2 separate regions of the Mus musculus genome follow, and region 1 is linked to region 2. The links are chromatin loops, found by intact Hi-C in ENCODE. Cell type or tissue: left cerebral cortex. All regions are shown on one strand. Each heading gives the region's core, and the rest is flanking DNA. Links, peaks and the distances in the headings are about the cores only.

Region 1 (7,527 bases), core at 1,001-6,000, 140 kb before region 2:
TACTTCACAGCGCCTGGGACGGTAGAGGTCAGCTGTGTAAGCACACTGATTACCACATAAAGTCATCTATCTGTGAATCTCTTCTGATGAAAAAAAAAATGCATTAGTACAAAATCCTAACCCTTAATTAGCAATAACTATTTCTGTGTACAACTGTGCGTGTGCATACATATTTTACATGTATCTAGGATATGTCAATGCAGACAGTATATATGTGTCAGGGTGAAGGAGGACGATCTAATCAGAAAACTACTGGAAAGAGGGCAGACTTCTGGGATAATGGGGGATGAGAGCAGCCTCCAGAGACGCCGTAAGTGAGAAGAATCAGGTTAACGACAGTCTATTGTGAAGACTCAGAAACAAGCTCTGTCTGTCATCATGATAACGTGTCTCATTAAGGTATGTGTGCGTATGTATATCTGCATGTTTATAGCATGTATGTTAAGTGTGTATGTGCATATCTGTGTCTATGTACATCTACCAATGTGTAAATGTGTATCTGTATGTCTGTGTATACAAATGTGTAAATGTGTATGTGCCTGTATCTATGTATTTGTGTGTGTATTTGTGTGTGTGTTTCAAAATCTCAATATCCTCCATAACTTTCCCACCCGTGATGCTGACTTTCTTACACAGGTCTTGCGGTGACATCCTGCTTTCATCTGTTTGTATCCTCTTTGAAGTCACTGACCTTTATTCAAGTTGGCTATTGATTTCTTTGGCATTTCAACTAGGAACCGAGGACTGAGCTCAACAGTATGCAGACAGAGAGGGTCCTGTGCTCCACAGGGTGCAGATGGTCAGTATGAGGTCAGATAAGCTGTTTTCTGCATGTGGCCATCCCAACGTGAAGATGGGAAACAGAATGGTGCGGCCTGAACCCATTCTCTCACATCTACGCGGCCTTCTTGAACATCAGATCTTGGCCCACTTGATACAGGGACACTAAAGTCCTGAAATCTACACCTTCCTGGTTATGCCTAAGACCAGTTGTATTTCTAGTCTGACAAGGGCAGCCTGCTGTCATGCTCACTTAGGAAAACAGAGCGCACTTTGGGTAGCCCGCTCAGGAAAGGACTTAACACAGGTGCTTCCAAACAGTGGAAGGGCTGGAGGAAGGGAAGGCTGGGATCGCAGCCAGCAAGGGCAGGAAGTCGGGGGGTTGCAGAAATTGCAGGAAGCCCAGGTCATAACCTCTGCTGCCTGCAGCCTGAGCAGGTGAGCGGCAGAACAGAGAGGCTCCTGCGAACCCTCACGTATGCCATCTGCTCATGCCAGCCTTTGCTGGTCATCTGGGGTCCCTTTGTTCCAATGCAGGTGGAACACTGAAGGCAAGCAAGTCACACAGCTGTGTCCCCAAGACTCCAGCCCCTTTGCAGGAACTACAAGGGGCTAAAACCAACCAACAGACACCACCGTACAGTCTAGCAATTTGGTCTTTTGTGCTCACACACTTGGTGCACAGTGGAACTTCTAAATATACTGTGTTTACACATGAGGTTTGCACCTGTCCTTGATGCCATGGGTGAGAAAGGGGGACAAGAAGGAGATCTCTACCTGATAGGTCCATTGCTATGGTGCCCACTCCTTCAAGGCAATAGTTTGCCTTTGACATCCAACAATTTGAAGTCTAAATGAAAACACCATACCCTATGACAGAGTTAAGAGGAGGAAAACACACACACACACACCCCTAATTTATAAAATATATACATTACAAAGAGAGGGGGAAATGTGCTATTCCTAAAGCCCTGTTTCCTGAGCAACTCTTAAGGTAATTATTAGAGCTCACAGTGCGTCCCTCACCTACCCCATGATCACAGCCCCAAAGCGTTGATTCTAAGTAGGGTAACCCAGCTCTTCCTTCCTGACGGATCCCTGCCATCAGGATCCTGCCATTTGGAGTGGCTGTTCTTTAGTCACACACACATGGACGTACTAATAGGTGTCCCAGAGAAACGCTTTGTGTGTGCACATGCAAGTGTGATTGTATATGTGTTATGTGTTTTATGAACACATGCCTGTGTTAAGCAGACAAGGCAGGCAGAGAATGGAAGTTGTTCTTGGACTCAGTGTTTCATGTTCCCTGGGCGTTGTTCTGTCATGGTTTTGGTTTTGGTTTCTTGGTTTTCTGAACTTAGGGCCTTGCACGTGCTAAGCAATAGCTCTACCTGGGCTATTTCCTCGGTCTCACAATATTTAATTAATCTCCATTTGTGCTCTTAACTGCTGCACCAGCTCGCCAGCTCTCCACTGCTCCTGCCATCATGCTTTTTAAAGCAACACACACAATAGGAAGGATGCAACTTTGTTTTTCTAGATTACTGAGAAAAGTTACAAATTAAGACTTCTTCCAGAAAACAAAAACAAAAACCTTTAACCTGAATGCTGAGATGGCACAGAGCTGGCCCTCACTTGACCCACATTTTGAGAGGTGTCAAGGGGCAGTGTTGCTGTTTGTGTACAGTTTGCTTATAAACCCAGGTGACACCACTAGCAGGTGCTTATTTTATGGGATCCTGTACAATATGTCCCTGACCATCATGATGGTAAATTATGAACTACAAAGCACATTTCTACTGAAACATAGACTCTGTATATCCAGGGAATAACCAGTTTCTAATCTCCAAATTAAAAAGTGATCCTGTTAATGGAGCAAAGGACACAATGGGAGACATTTGCTCAGTGGGATTTACATGTCTTAAAAAATATAAGACTGGACATGGCTGTGTAAAACCCCATAGGCTGGAAGGCTATGAGTTTGTGGCCAGCCTGGACTACATAGGCCACTACATGCACATGTATGTACATATGCACCTGCATGCACACACGTACACACACACACACACACATGTACACGCGCACACATGCGCGCGCGCACACACCCCATTTATTAGCATTTTTCCTTTGAGCTGTTCTATAATTATTGGATTGAACTTATTATAAAATGCTATTCTCTGTTTGCAGCTAAATAAAGATTAGGTCTATTGTATCTGCTCTCAGAGACCAATCAGATTCTCTCTTGGGTCCTGTTTGCATGGGATATCTATTTTCCACCCTTTCACTTCAATCCACTTGTCTTCCACTCTAACGTGAGTCTCTTTAGACAGAAAGGAGTGTGGAGCCATTCTGCCAATCTCTCACTTAAGTGTCGATCTCCTTTGAGGGTGACCAAGACTCCCAGGTTCTCTGTGAACACCACGCATTTAAGAGGCACAAGAAATCACAACTGAAAAGAAATAATCCACTTTCATTTCAAAATTCAGTCACCCACTTGCCATGAGAGCCTGACTTGCTTTCTCCTATTTTTTTTTAATTACGTTTCTATTTATTTAGTTTGCAGTGGGGAAGGGCTTGCCATAGGGCCCCGTGACCAGTCTCTCTCTTCCTACCGTGTGGGCTTCAGGGATGCTGGTTGTGAGGTTCCATTCTGCCAGCCCTTGAACCAGTTCCTTTTTGTGATAAACAGAAAGGCCACCAAAGCAGATGGTGCTGTCACACACAATTTAGACTGAGCCCTCAAGCCGCCCACTGCACAAAGAACACAGCAGGGGCAGTGGTGCTCGGTCGCCTGCAGGGGGCGCTGCTAATTATGCCACAGGCCATTTCTGTGCTCCTCTGACAGCCTGGCTTTCTAGTGTTTCCCTGTTAGCCCTGGACGGGGTGGGATGAGGTATCTGAGTCTGAGTCTGAGTCCGAGTGCTGTGAAGGATGTCTTTCTTGTGAGCAGATGGAGCTCATTTTAACCTGAGAGAACACAAGGACGTCCACTTCTGGAGCATCCCTACCATATCTGAAACCAGGCAACCCGGGGAGGCACTGAGAGAGGATGCAGACCACAGAGACACAAGGGAAGTCCCTGACTACATTTCAGGTTGAGTCATACCACTAGGACATCTTGTCTCGGGGCTTAAGGGAGGAAAAATAGACCTCCACATTACCCGAGCCAATCTTAAATGTCCCATTTTACCCAAAAATCACATTACTGATTCACTATATATTTCTAAATACCATCAAAACACCAGGCTCTGGGAGTCACGAGGTGGCCTCGCCGGATGAAAAAGGCCCTTATCCCAACCTGACACCCACCAGTGTCCCCGTCACCCACAGTGCAAGGAACAGACCCGTCTGCACAAGCTGTGTCTGACCTCTGCCCACCACGCCCACCACGCCCACAATACACAATGGAGCTTAAAAGCTTAACCAGAGGGCTGCTGTATTTTAATATTTTATTTAAAGTTTGCTTTAAATTTCTGTAAAACATTCTTCAATCCATTATTTTAACATTATAAATTCCACTTGAAGTAGCTGAAAAAAACCAGACAGACAGAGCAGGTACCAGGACTGACTACAGCTCAGGAGTCCATCTTACTACAGGAAGGCGAAGCCTCATCACCACCAGGACAACAAGTCTAACTTACCAGGCATGTACACACTTTATTTTACTTTTGGTGAGACTTTTTGGAAAATTACACTTTCAAAGAACCAGCCTTACAAATAGATATTCTTTCCAAAAATAAAGCCCAGTATCTAAGTTGTGAAAAGTCACAGAACTCGTTGAAAGCATGTGGCGTTGACAGCCGCAGGCCACGCTCAAGCCAGGCTCTCACCACAGATGACTCTGACTGACTGGGGAGATGAACCCACGCCCGACGCTCCCTCCAGTGTTGGCCATCGTCTTATTGCTGAATTACTCACAATTCTTTTTCTTTGGCAACATCGCTAGCTCACACCAAGGGCAGGGTCAAGGCTTGGGTTGTCAGCACTGGGAGCACTGTGGCTGCTCCTCTGGGGTCCCAGGACGGCTGGGGTAGACAAGTGCACCACACCTAACACACGACAAAGGGCCTGGCTGCTCACAACCTACACACGAGTGTGGAGTCAGTTACTCAGCGTCACCAGTGATGACCAGTGTCAGCTCCTTCCTTCCCACATCGGTGAGAAAGGAAAAGACAACGTGGGAAAGTGAACATCCAGATACCCATCAACTCTTCAGGAAAACTGCTTCCTACGAATTCAAAACGACCTAAACTTGACCAGAATTTTAAGTGAATTCTCATTATACCACCACCAAAACTTGCACTTAGAAAACACTGATAACTTCCATATTTAAACTGCTGTTTCACGTACTGAGCCACGTTAAAGGCCTGCCATGATCCTGCTGAGGAACGTAGGCACGCAGGAAGCTTCTCCACACTTTTCCCTCCATAGACAGAATCACCCACTTAAGAGACTTCCTTCCACCCAAAATGTCACTCCAAGTTCAAAGTGAACTAAAGTAGGTGTGGCAGAAAGTGCAATCGGAAGCACGTTCACACAACAATAGAGCGAGCACATATACAAACACTGTATGCAAATGCGCGGGAGTGTAAGAAACAACCTCCCTGTGGACAAACTTATATACAGCTGTTTACAACTTCAAACTAGTACAACTTGGAACGTCTACAGAAGCCACAATAAACTCAGATGCACACTCAGAACAGTCTCACCAACTGGTCGCCCAGGAGCTCCTTAGAGAGCAGAGTGGGGCTGCTTAAGAAATGCTCTCTTCCTGATCAATCATGTCTGTTTTAACTGAAAACACATCTGCCAGCATGTGCTTAGGAATCTCAGAACCCCGGACTTTAAGGGCATAGCAAGCGTTCTCCACTTTGGCCAGGCTCTGTTTCAAGGTGTACAGCTTCTTAGAGACCTCATAGGGCCCAGTGTTGCCAATGAACGAGAACCCATCGTAAACCTGGCGTAAAAACTGGCTCACTTCAAAGGGGGTGTCGATGTCCCCGTTCCCCACACTGTTAATACACATCCGCATCAACTCTCCAGTTAGGTCGGCCACGCCCAGCAGGTAGTCAACAGGGGTGAGCTTCAGTCTCCATGTAACCAGCTGCTTCTCTTGTCCTTCCGCGGGAGGCTGGGAAAAGACAAACAAGAAAGCCACAGACACAAAGGAAACACTGTGATAGAGTGAATGTACCAGCATCACAACCATAAAGTACTCAAGTCAACAGCGCGCAGGCACAGGTCCTTCCATGAGTTAACTACGTGGCAGGGCACAGGAATCCACCATACGCTGGGTAAGGGGCCGAGCCAAGTGGCTTGGGTGTGTTGGAATAATCAAATACCAACAATGTAAGGCCAGCAGTGTCCAAGTTCACCTGCCAAGCACAGCAGACGAGGGCTAAGGGATTCTTGCCCCGACTATGTGACAATCACTATCAATCAGCAGTTACAACCCCTCCTTGTTCAGCCGGCATCTCCTTCCCTACTCTGCACTGCCCAGTTTGCCTCCATCTCCTCATCCTGTCAGTGCTGAGGCCTCCATGTCTGCTCGACACCGAGGAACAGTTACCACAGCTGTCTCCAGACTGTGGAGTCTGGTCTGCCACAAGGTACTCACCAGTCATCTTAGTCAGGCTGCAGTGGATTTCCTTATTATTTTATGTGTATGCATATTGTGCGTTCATGTATGTCTGTGAACCAGGTTCATGCCTAGAGCCTGTGGAGTCCAGAAGAAGGCATTAGAGCCCCTGGAACTGGAGTTACAGATGGCTGTGAATCTCCATGTGGGAGCTAGGAACTCAACTTTGAAAACCCAGCCTGTTCCATCTCTCCAGGCCCCTCCTCAAACACTGCAGTTCTTCCTCCCATGCCTTTCAGTGCAGCTTCTTCAAACACTATTCCAAGTTTTGGGAACTCTTTTCTGTGCCCTACTCAATCCCCAAACTCTTCAGTTTCAGGAAACAATCCAACTTACTTTGCAGATCAAGTTATCTGCCAATCACATTGCACTGCCTAAGTGGTTGTTATCTTTACTACCAAAGCAACCTCACCCTATTACAGCCAAGCCATTCTTCACCTCATTTGTACTACAGCCACGCCCATCTTCCCCTCATCTGTACTATAGCCACGCCCATCTTCACCTCATCCGCACTACAGCCACGCCCATCTTCACCTTCTATCCTCCAGTGTCAAAAGACAAATTATCTTTCTGCTTGTGTGAACTTAACTCCCAAATGACCTTGCCTCTCCTCCCACCTCTCCCAGGACTTTGCTTCATAAGGTGCTTGCCTCTTGGCAAGGTTTTTATCTCTCTAACCCTCGTTTCCTCCTCTGTAAACAGGATTATGTTAGCTACCACAGAACTCTTTTTTATGGATTAAGTAAGACAATATTCATTAAATTGCATAGCGTGCAACCCAAGAACACACCACCGCCGTCATGTGCACCTCTCTCCATCAGGCTCTTTCTAGCAGCGAGGCGTGAGTTGTGAGCACTGTGTGCGTGTGCGGAATGCGGCTAGGTGAAGCTCTAAGCACGTTCTGGGCAGTGGGCCTGCAAAGGCATCCAGGAAAGAACCATGCAGTGTCTGGGAGCCATGAGGCCGTGTTAGAGTAGCACAGGCTGAGGCTGAGACTGAGAGACAGGCAGGCCGCAGACCACACACAGAAATCTGCACTGCACTTCCAGGTTGTGGGGTCTCTGAGAATTAATTAAGGAAGTGGCAGGGTGGACTTTCATTCTTACTTG
Region 2 (7,527 bases), core at 900-5,899:
AAATATCCGTTTCTACCTAGTTCACTTTTACTGAATGGCTACTGGGTTTGGTAGCACATACCCATAATCCCACCACTTGGGCTGAGTTAGAATTGTGAGTTTGAGGCCAGACTGGGCTAGACAGTAAAACCCTGATCTTGCTTGCTCCCCACACCTGTGTGGCTCAGTATACCGTTATGTTGGCTCCTGTCAGTTGGTTGATTCGATGCATATGTTTACAGAACTCTGGGCCGTGTCCTTCCCGGTCTTTATCATTATTAGTGACAAATAAGTAGGCATGTATCATTTCATGCAAAAGAGTCTGAAACAGAAAACCAGCGTATTAATTTTCTAGGGCATGTCTAAAGATAAAAGGAATTCTCTTTCTTTTTTTTTTTGGTCTTTTGAGACAGGGTTTCTCTGTGTAGCCCTGGCTATCCTGGAACTCACTCTGTAGACCAGGCTGGCCTTGAACTCAGAAATCCGCCTGCCTCTGCCTCCCAAGTGCTGGGATTAAAGGTTTCTGCCACCACGCCCGGCATGAATTCTCTTTCTTAACCTGCAGTCCTATCCTTCTGCAGACCCAAGTACAAACCTTTACATATAATATTCCAAGCTCTGCAGAACCCAGTCAACAATCCCCTTCACAGAATTAACATTTTTCACAAAGGCCCATTTAACTTAACCAACCCAAACCCAAAAGGTCAGTGAATCCAACCACACAAAACTTTAAAATCCTGATAGTGAAAACTCTACAATCCAGACTCCAGGTGCCGAACCGGAAATGCCAACACTGAAAGAGCCGACAGCCTGGTGCGTACCCGTGATGGCAAATCTCAAGATGGAGGCAGAAAGCTCAGGCGTTTGAGATCAGCTCACCATCAACCCCTCTAAAAATAGCTGGGTATGGGCATGACAGCTCACTGGGGAAGCTGAAGCAAGAGAAGCATAAAGACCAGGGCCAACCTAAGGAACAGAGACTCTTGTCTCTTAAAATCAACAAAATAACCTGGCCAGGAATGGTGGTGCACAGCTGTAAACCCTTGGGTAGAGGCAAGAGGATCTTGTGGTTGAAGCCAGTATGGGCTGCTATCAAGAACCCATCTCTAGCCGGGTGGTGGTGGCACACGCCCTTAATCCCAGCACTTGGGAGGCAGAGGCAGGCGGATTTCTGAGTTCGAGGCCAGCCCAGTCTACAGAGTGAGTTCCAGGACAGCCAGGACTACACAGAGAAACCCTGTCTCGAAAAACAAACAAACAAACAAACAAAGAACCCATCTCTTAAAAATAAATAAATAAATAAATAAATCCTGCAAATCAACTTGTTGAGAATCAGGCTTATGCAAAGAATACCTCTACAAGGTCCTTTCTTGGTCTCAGTTTTAACAGGGGCTCACTGAGACGGATGGAGCACATGCCTCCTCTCCCTTCATAGGTGCAGATCCCAGCACACCTGGAAAACAGTCACAACAATGGATTAGGGTCAACGAATACAGAGGAGACAGAACAAAAAGCAAACCTTAGTCTGGCATGGTGGTGCAGGCCTTTAATCCCAGCACGTGGAAGGCAGATGCAGGAGGATCTCCGAGTTCCAGGCCAGCCTGGTCTACAGAGTATGTTCCAGGACAGCCACAGATACATAGTGAGGCCCTCTCCCCTCTCCCCACAAAAAAGGGGGTGGGGGTGGGCAGCAAATCCCTAACAGTTCTTGGGCAAGAACTGTTTCACAAGAAAACGTCCCTGATGGGAGGATGGCTTTCCTGAGTGGGTCACTTGGCTTCAGAGAGTTAACACTTGCTAACCCTCACCCACTGTCACCCTCTCCCCTCCGCACAGGCATACATGGGCACTTCTCCCAAAACAGTCACAGGGCTGGTATGAGGTTAGAAGTACACTACGTCTTAGCCTGCTTTACCTCAAGCTGCTATGTGACAGTGTATGTGCGGGGCAGATTACTATCTCGAATAGGATTTCTCAAACTCTGATAAGGGATCCGGCTGGTTCATCACTGAGGGACGTTGGGCCCGGGACTGGGGAGTGGGCACGTTTCCCGGCGACCTCTCCCTGCGCCGCGAGGCGGGGACACCAACGACAATTTAGCGGCCTGGCCCTTCCCGACGTTCCGAGCCGTTCGCGGACGCACTCACAGGGTCATGCGCACACTCCACTTCACCTCCACCGCCTCCAGCTGACCCCAGAAGAAGCGATCGTTAAACTGCAGGAAGAGCGCCTGCAGGTCTGGGGTGGGGTCCACCAGCTCCCAGGACGCGTCCACCAACGACACGGGCTCCCGCGCCGCCGCCGCGCGCCGCGCCATCTGCACGTCCCACTCCTCCTGCAGCCGCAACGCGACCACCAGATCCTCGTCCATCCCGCTACTCCCACCTCGGCCGCTCCCAAGACGCCGGTCGGGCTCGTGCGGCGCACGGATCTCGCGAGGCCTCCCGGCCCTGCTGTCAGGGCGCGCGGGCTAGCCTCGAACGCCTAACCGAAGGTGGCTCGGCGCTGCCCCGCGGGCACAGGCTTAGGAACGCTGGGCTCGGGCTGGGGACGGCTTTAGGCAGCCGGTTGTCTCCTGACAGCCGCTGAGGTCCGGCGACACACGTCAAGTCTGGTCCGTGCCGGACCCTCCTCTGACTTCCGTGCTGGCTCGTCCGCGCACGCGCCTTAAGACGCTGCCGTTTCCGCGCAGGCGCATTGTCCGCACTCCGCCCCGGGCGCAGGCGCAGTGCGAGCGGCTCGACTCTGGCACAGGCGCAATGCAGCGCTCGGCTCCGGCGCAGGCGTTTGGGTGTTGCTCCCGCCCCGCTTCCTCCGCTGCCTTCTCCACCGGGCTCGGGTGGGGCCCGGAGGCGGCGAGTAACAGCCACTGCGGGCCGCGGGAGCAAGACGAGTGGCAGCCATGTCGGACAGCGGGGCGAGCCGCCTGCGGAGGCAGCTGGAGTCGGGGGGCTTCGAGGCGCGGCTGTACGTGAAGCAACTGTCGCAGCAGTCGGACGGCGACCGCGACCTGCAGGAGCACCGGCAGCGGGTGCAGGCGCTGGCAGAGGAGACGGCACAGAACCTGAAGCGCAACGTCTACCAGAACTACCGGCAGTTCATCGAGACGGCGCGGGAGATCTCCTACCTGGAGAGCGAAATGTACCAGCTGAGCCACCTGCTGACTGAGCAGAAGAGCAGCCTGGAGAGCATCCCGCTGGCACTGCTGCCCGCCGCCGCCGCGGGCGCCTCTGCGGGTGAGGACACGGCCGGCGCGGGGCCGCGGGAGCGCGGGGCGGTCCAGGCGGGCTTCCTGCCCGGGCCGGCGGGCGTCCCTCGAGAGGGTTCCGGGACGGGCGAGGAGGGCAAGCAGCGAACGCTCACCACGCTGCTGGAGAAGGTGGAGGGCTGCAGGGACCTGTTGGAGACGCCAGGTCAGTACCTGGTGTACAACGGGGACCTGGTGGAATACGATGCGGACCACATGGCCCAGCTGCAGCGCGTGCACGGCTTCCTCATGAACGACTGTCTGCTGGTGGCCACCTGGCTGCCACAACGGCGAGGCATGTACCGCTACAACGCACTCTACCCGCTGGACCGCCTGGCGGTGGTCAACGTCAAAGACAATCCGCCCATGAAAGACATGTTCAAGCTTCTCATGTTCCCCGAGAGCCGAATCTTCCAGGCGGAAAATGCCAAGATCAAGCGCGAGTGGCTGGAAGTGCTGGAGGAAACCAAGAGGGCCCTCAGCGACAAGAGGAGGCGGGAGCAGGAGGAGGCAGCAGCCCCGCGTGCGCCACCACCGGTCACTTCCAAGGGCAGCAACCCGTTTGAGGACGAGGATGATGAAGAACTGGCCACCCCTGAGGCGGAGGAGGAAAAGGTTGACCTTTCCATGGAGTGGATCCAAGAGCTGCCGGAAGACTTGGATGTTTGTATTGCACAGAGGGACTTTGAGGGTGCCGTGGACTTGCTGGACAAATTAAATCACTACCTGGAAGATAAGCCCAGCCCACCTCCTGTGAAAGAGCTGAGGGCCAAAGTGGACGAACGAGTGCGACAGCTCACCGAGGTGCTTGTGTTTGAGCTCTCCCCGGATCGCTCTCTGAGAGGCGGCCCCAAGGCTACTCGGAGAGCCGTGTCTCAGCTGATCCGGCTGGGCCAGTGCACGAAGGCTTGCGAGCTGTTTCTGAGGAACAGGGCCGCAGCCGTGCACACTGCCATCCGCCAGCTCAGGATTGAGGGCGCCACGCTGCTCTACATTCACAAGCTGTGCCACGTCTTCTTTACCAGCCTCCTAGAGACCGCGAGAGAGTTTGAGACGGACTTTGCAGGCACTGACAGTGGCTGCTACTCTGCCTTTGTGGTCTGGGCAAGGTCGGCCATGGGCATGTTCGTGGATGCTTTCAGCAAGCAGGTTTTTGACAGCAAGGAGAGCCTGTCCACCGCTGCTGAGTGTGTGAAGGTGGCCAAGGAGCACTGCCAGCAGCTGGGAGAGATTGGGCTGGACCTCACCTTCATCATCCACGCCCTGCTGGTGAAGGACATCCAGGGCGCCCTGCACAGTTACAAGGAGATTATCATTGAAGCCACCAAGCACCGAAACTCGGAGGAGATGTGGCGCCGCATGAACCTGATGACTCCTGAGGCCCTGGGCAAGCTCAAGGAGGAGATGAAAAGTTGCGGGGTCAGTAACTTTGAGCAGTACACGGGAGATGACTGCTGGGTGAACTTGAGCTACACGGTGGTAGCCTTCACCAAGCAGACTATGGGCTTCCTGGAGGAGGCATTGAAACTGTACTTCCCTGAGCTCCACATGGTGCTCCTGGAGAGCCTGGTAGAAATCATCCTGGTGGCTGTGCAGCATGTGGACTACAGCCTGCGCTGTGAGCAGGACCCCGAGAAGAAGGCCTTCATCAGGCAGAACGCATCCTTTCTCTATGAAACTGTCCTCCCGGTGGTGGAGAGGAGGTTTGAGGAAGGTGTGGGGAAGCCCGCCAAGCAGCTGCAGGACCTCCGGAACGCATCCCGGCTCCTGCGGGTGAATCCCGAGAGCACGACTTCTGTGGTCTGAGGCTCTGCTCTGTGTCTTTGTGTGTGTACGTGTACACGTGCTACAGATGCGTCATTTGTATTTACATTACACAATGTCAGCACATTCCTCAGAGACACAGACAGCATATAAAAGTGCCCTCTGAAAAATGCAGTCAAAAGGAGAAAGATAATGTGTTAAGCATCACATACAACCCCCCAATACTGGGACTGTCAAGAGCACATACCATGTCTTGCTCTGTTTTTTAATAATTCTTTAAGTAGAGTGTATGGTCACACCAGAACATTTCAGGCTACTCTTTAACTTGAAAGACACTTCTCACGTTAGCACATCTAGGAGCAGTGCACTTCCATGCTGCCTAGAAAAATATTAGGTCCACAGGGTTTAAGTATGTTGTAAAACATTCCAAGTCAACAAAATGGCTTCGTAATGGTCAGTGCTGTGTGACACACCTGTGTCCTGTACTGAGACAGATCAACATGAAAAGAAATGAGTTGGGAAAACTGGTTTGGGATAAATTTCAATATGTGGGCCTCAGGTCTGTCAGTATTTGTAGCATGTGGAAGGAAGCCTTTATAAAACTTTGCAGGCATCCAAAAGTCACTGAAAAGTAGCATGTTCCATGGCTAATTGGATGCATCTTTTTGGGGGAGGTGGGAGAATCACAAGGACTACGTTGAATTTTTAACATATTCCAGAACTGAATGGATTTGCTGCTGCAGCGTGTTTTGCCATGTTCAGGAAGTAAGTCTTGCTGAAAAGCCACACCAAGGATCCTAGCAGTAGGCGGGTAAGTGACTCCAGCCCCTGCAGACACTTCACCACCAGCCTGGGTTTGGAGGCACTGAGACTTCTGGCAAATGCAGAACTCCCTGTCTGAGAAGAGTTCAGGCTGTGTGTAGGTTAGGAGTTTTAAAAAAAAGAATGCAATGTCACTCCTTAAGAATGCCAGAGATTTGGTTTTGGTCATTTTGTTTTCTTGAGATAAGTTTCAGCCCAGACTGGTTTTGGGCTGGTGCTGTAACCAAGGATGACCTTGAATTTCTAATCCTGACTCCACATCCCAAGGGCTGGGATTACAGGAATGTGCCATAATGCTATTTATGCTGTGTTGGAGAAAAAAAACCCTGGCTTTCTCATACTAGGCAAGCACCCTACCCACTGCTACACCTGCTGCCCTGATGGTTTTTGAAACTTAGTAACTGAGTAGAGATGCACATACCTCAAGCACAGGGAAGGGACCTTCTGTGACTCTTCAAATGCTGTGCTGCATTTTAAAAAACAAGAGCCTGGCATGCTGGTGCACACTTTTAATCAGAGCACTGGGAGGCAGGAGCAAGCGGATCTCTGAGTTCAAGGCCAGCCTGATCAACAAGGTGAATTTCAGGACAGCCAGGGATCTGTAGAGACCCTGCCTTAAAAACAACTTTTAAGAGAATTCCAGATTGTAATACTTACTTCAGGTTGTTGAGTAGGGATAGGTGGGTAGGTGGAGCCCCTAAGCTTTTATTTTTTTTTCTTTTTCTTTTTTTGGTTTTTTTTTTGTTTTTTTGTTTTGTTTTTTGTTTTTTCAAGGGTTTCTCTGTATAGCCTTGGCTGTACTGAAACTCACTCTGTAGACCAGGCTATCCTTGAACTCAGAAATCCTCCTGCCTCTGCCTCTGCCTCCCAAGTGCTGGGATCAAAGGCATGCGCCACCATGCCCGGCTTGCCCCTGATTTCTAAAGTGAGCTCTGCTCTGATCACTTAATGTCCTGTTAGAATGTGGGTGCTGAAACCCATTTTCCCACTAGCTTGTAGCTGTGGGTTTTGTCAACGATGCCATGTTTTTATGTCCATTGGGTCTAAAGGCTATTTCTTGTCTCTTGAATAAAAGAGGTAGTAGTAAGCCATAAAATGATGTAAAACCCTAAATGGCTTCTGCAGTGATTCAGGGTTGTTAAGACTCCTCAGCTTCATTAACTCATCAGGCCAGCAGTTTCTCTGTCTTTTTCTAGCTCTCCATGCATAGAAAGATCGCAGAGGTCACCACTGCAGCCTTCCACTTTCCCATGTTAGGGTTTGTTGATTTAAATCAACAATGAAGACCAAGCGGGTCTTGAACTCACAGAGGTCATCCTGCCTCTGCCTCCTGAGTGCTGGGATTAAATTATGCTCCACTATGCCTTGCTAAGTTAGAGTTTTCTACATAACCATAACTGGATGTCCCAGCCAAACAAATGTACTCATTTCTCTTAAGCTCACTGGACTTGGATTTGATGAAATTGTGTGGCTGCGATGCCGATTTGGTGCCACTTGGAATTTAATAGATAAACCGTGCATAAGGCCTCGAGGTGTAAGAAGGCTAACATGTTTCCCCACATAATAAATGGCTGTATCTTTATGGAAATGGAAGTAGAGAACTTTATTCTGCTAAGAACGGGCTAATGTGTTCCTCTGTGTAGCTGAGGGAATGCAGTCTGGGAAATCTGCAGGAAGCTTGAAGGATTGTCTAGCAGTGGTAGTTCCACACATGC

Evidence for each region. Peaks named below come from ENCODE experiments on the same cell type or tissue, not always from the same donor. Only the 100,000 strongest peaks of a DNase experiment are listed, where the experiment ranks them.
Region 1: a loop joins it to region 2, with 4 times the contacts of the local background. A loop is called at or near these places in 19 of 42 quality-filtered maps.

The regions. Positions count from the first base shown.
Region 1 is chr8:125,030,881-125,038,407 of GRCm38, reverse strand. Tsnax (translin-associated factor X) reads right to left here. Exons shown (of 6, transcript NM_016909.3): 6 at 4,200-5,911. The coding sequence ends at 5,534. Among named protein-coding and RNA genes, the nearest start is that of Disc1, 20 kb to the left of the region's middle. In left cerebral cortex, for the core only: a CTCF peak has its summit at 3,580 (motif pointing right); a DNase peak (open chromatin) is centred at 3,585.
Region 2 is chr8:124,892,981-124,900,507 of GRCm38, reverse strand. Exoc8 (exocyst complex component 8) reads left to right here and starts at 2,803. Exons shown (of 1, transcript NM_198103.2): 1 at 2,803-7,527. The coding sequence starts at 2,882. The coding sequence ends at 5,032. It overlaps Sprtn (SprT-like N-terminal domain), which reads right to left and starts at 2,614. Exons shown (of 5, transcript NM_001111141.2): 1 at 2,127-2,614; 2 at 1,333-1,432; 3 at 173-301. The coding sequence starts at 2,350. In left cerebral cortex, for the core only: CTCF peaks have their summits at 3,555 and 3,758; DNase peaks (open chromatin) are centred at 2,719, 3,616 and 5,873; H3K4me3 peaks cover 3,076 bases; H3K27ac peaks cover 2,053 bases.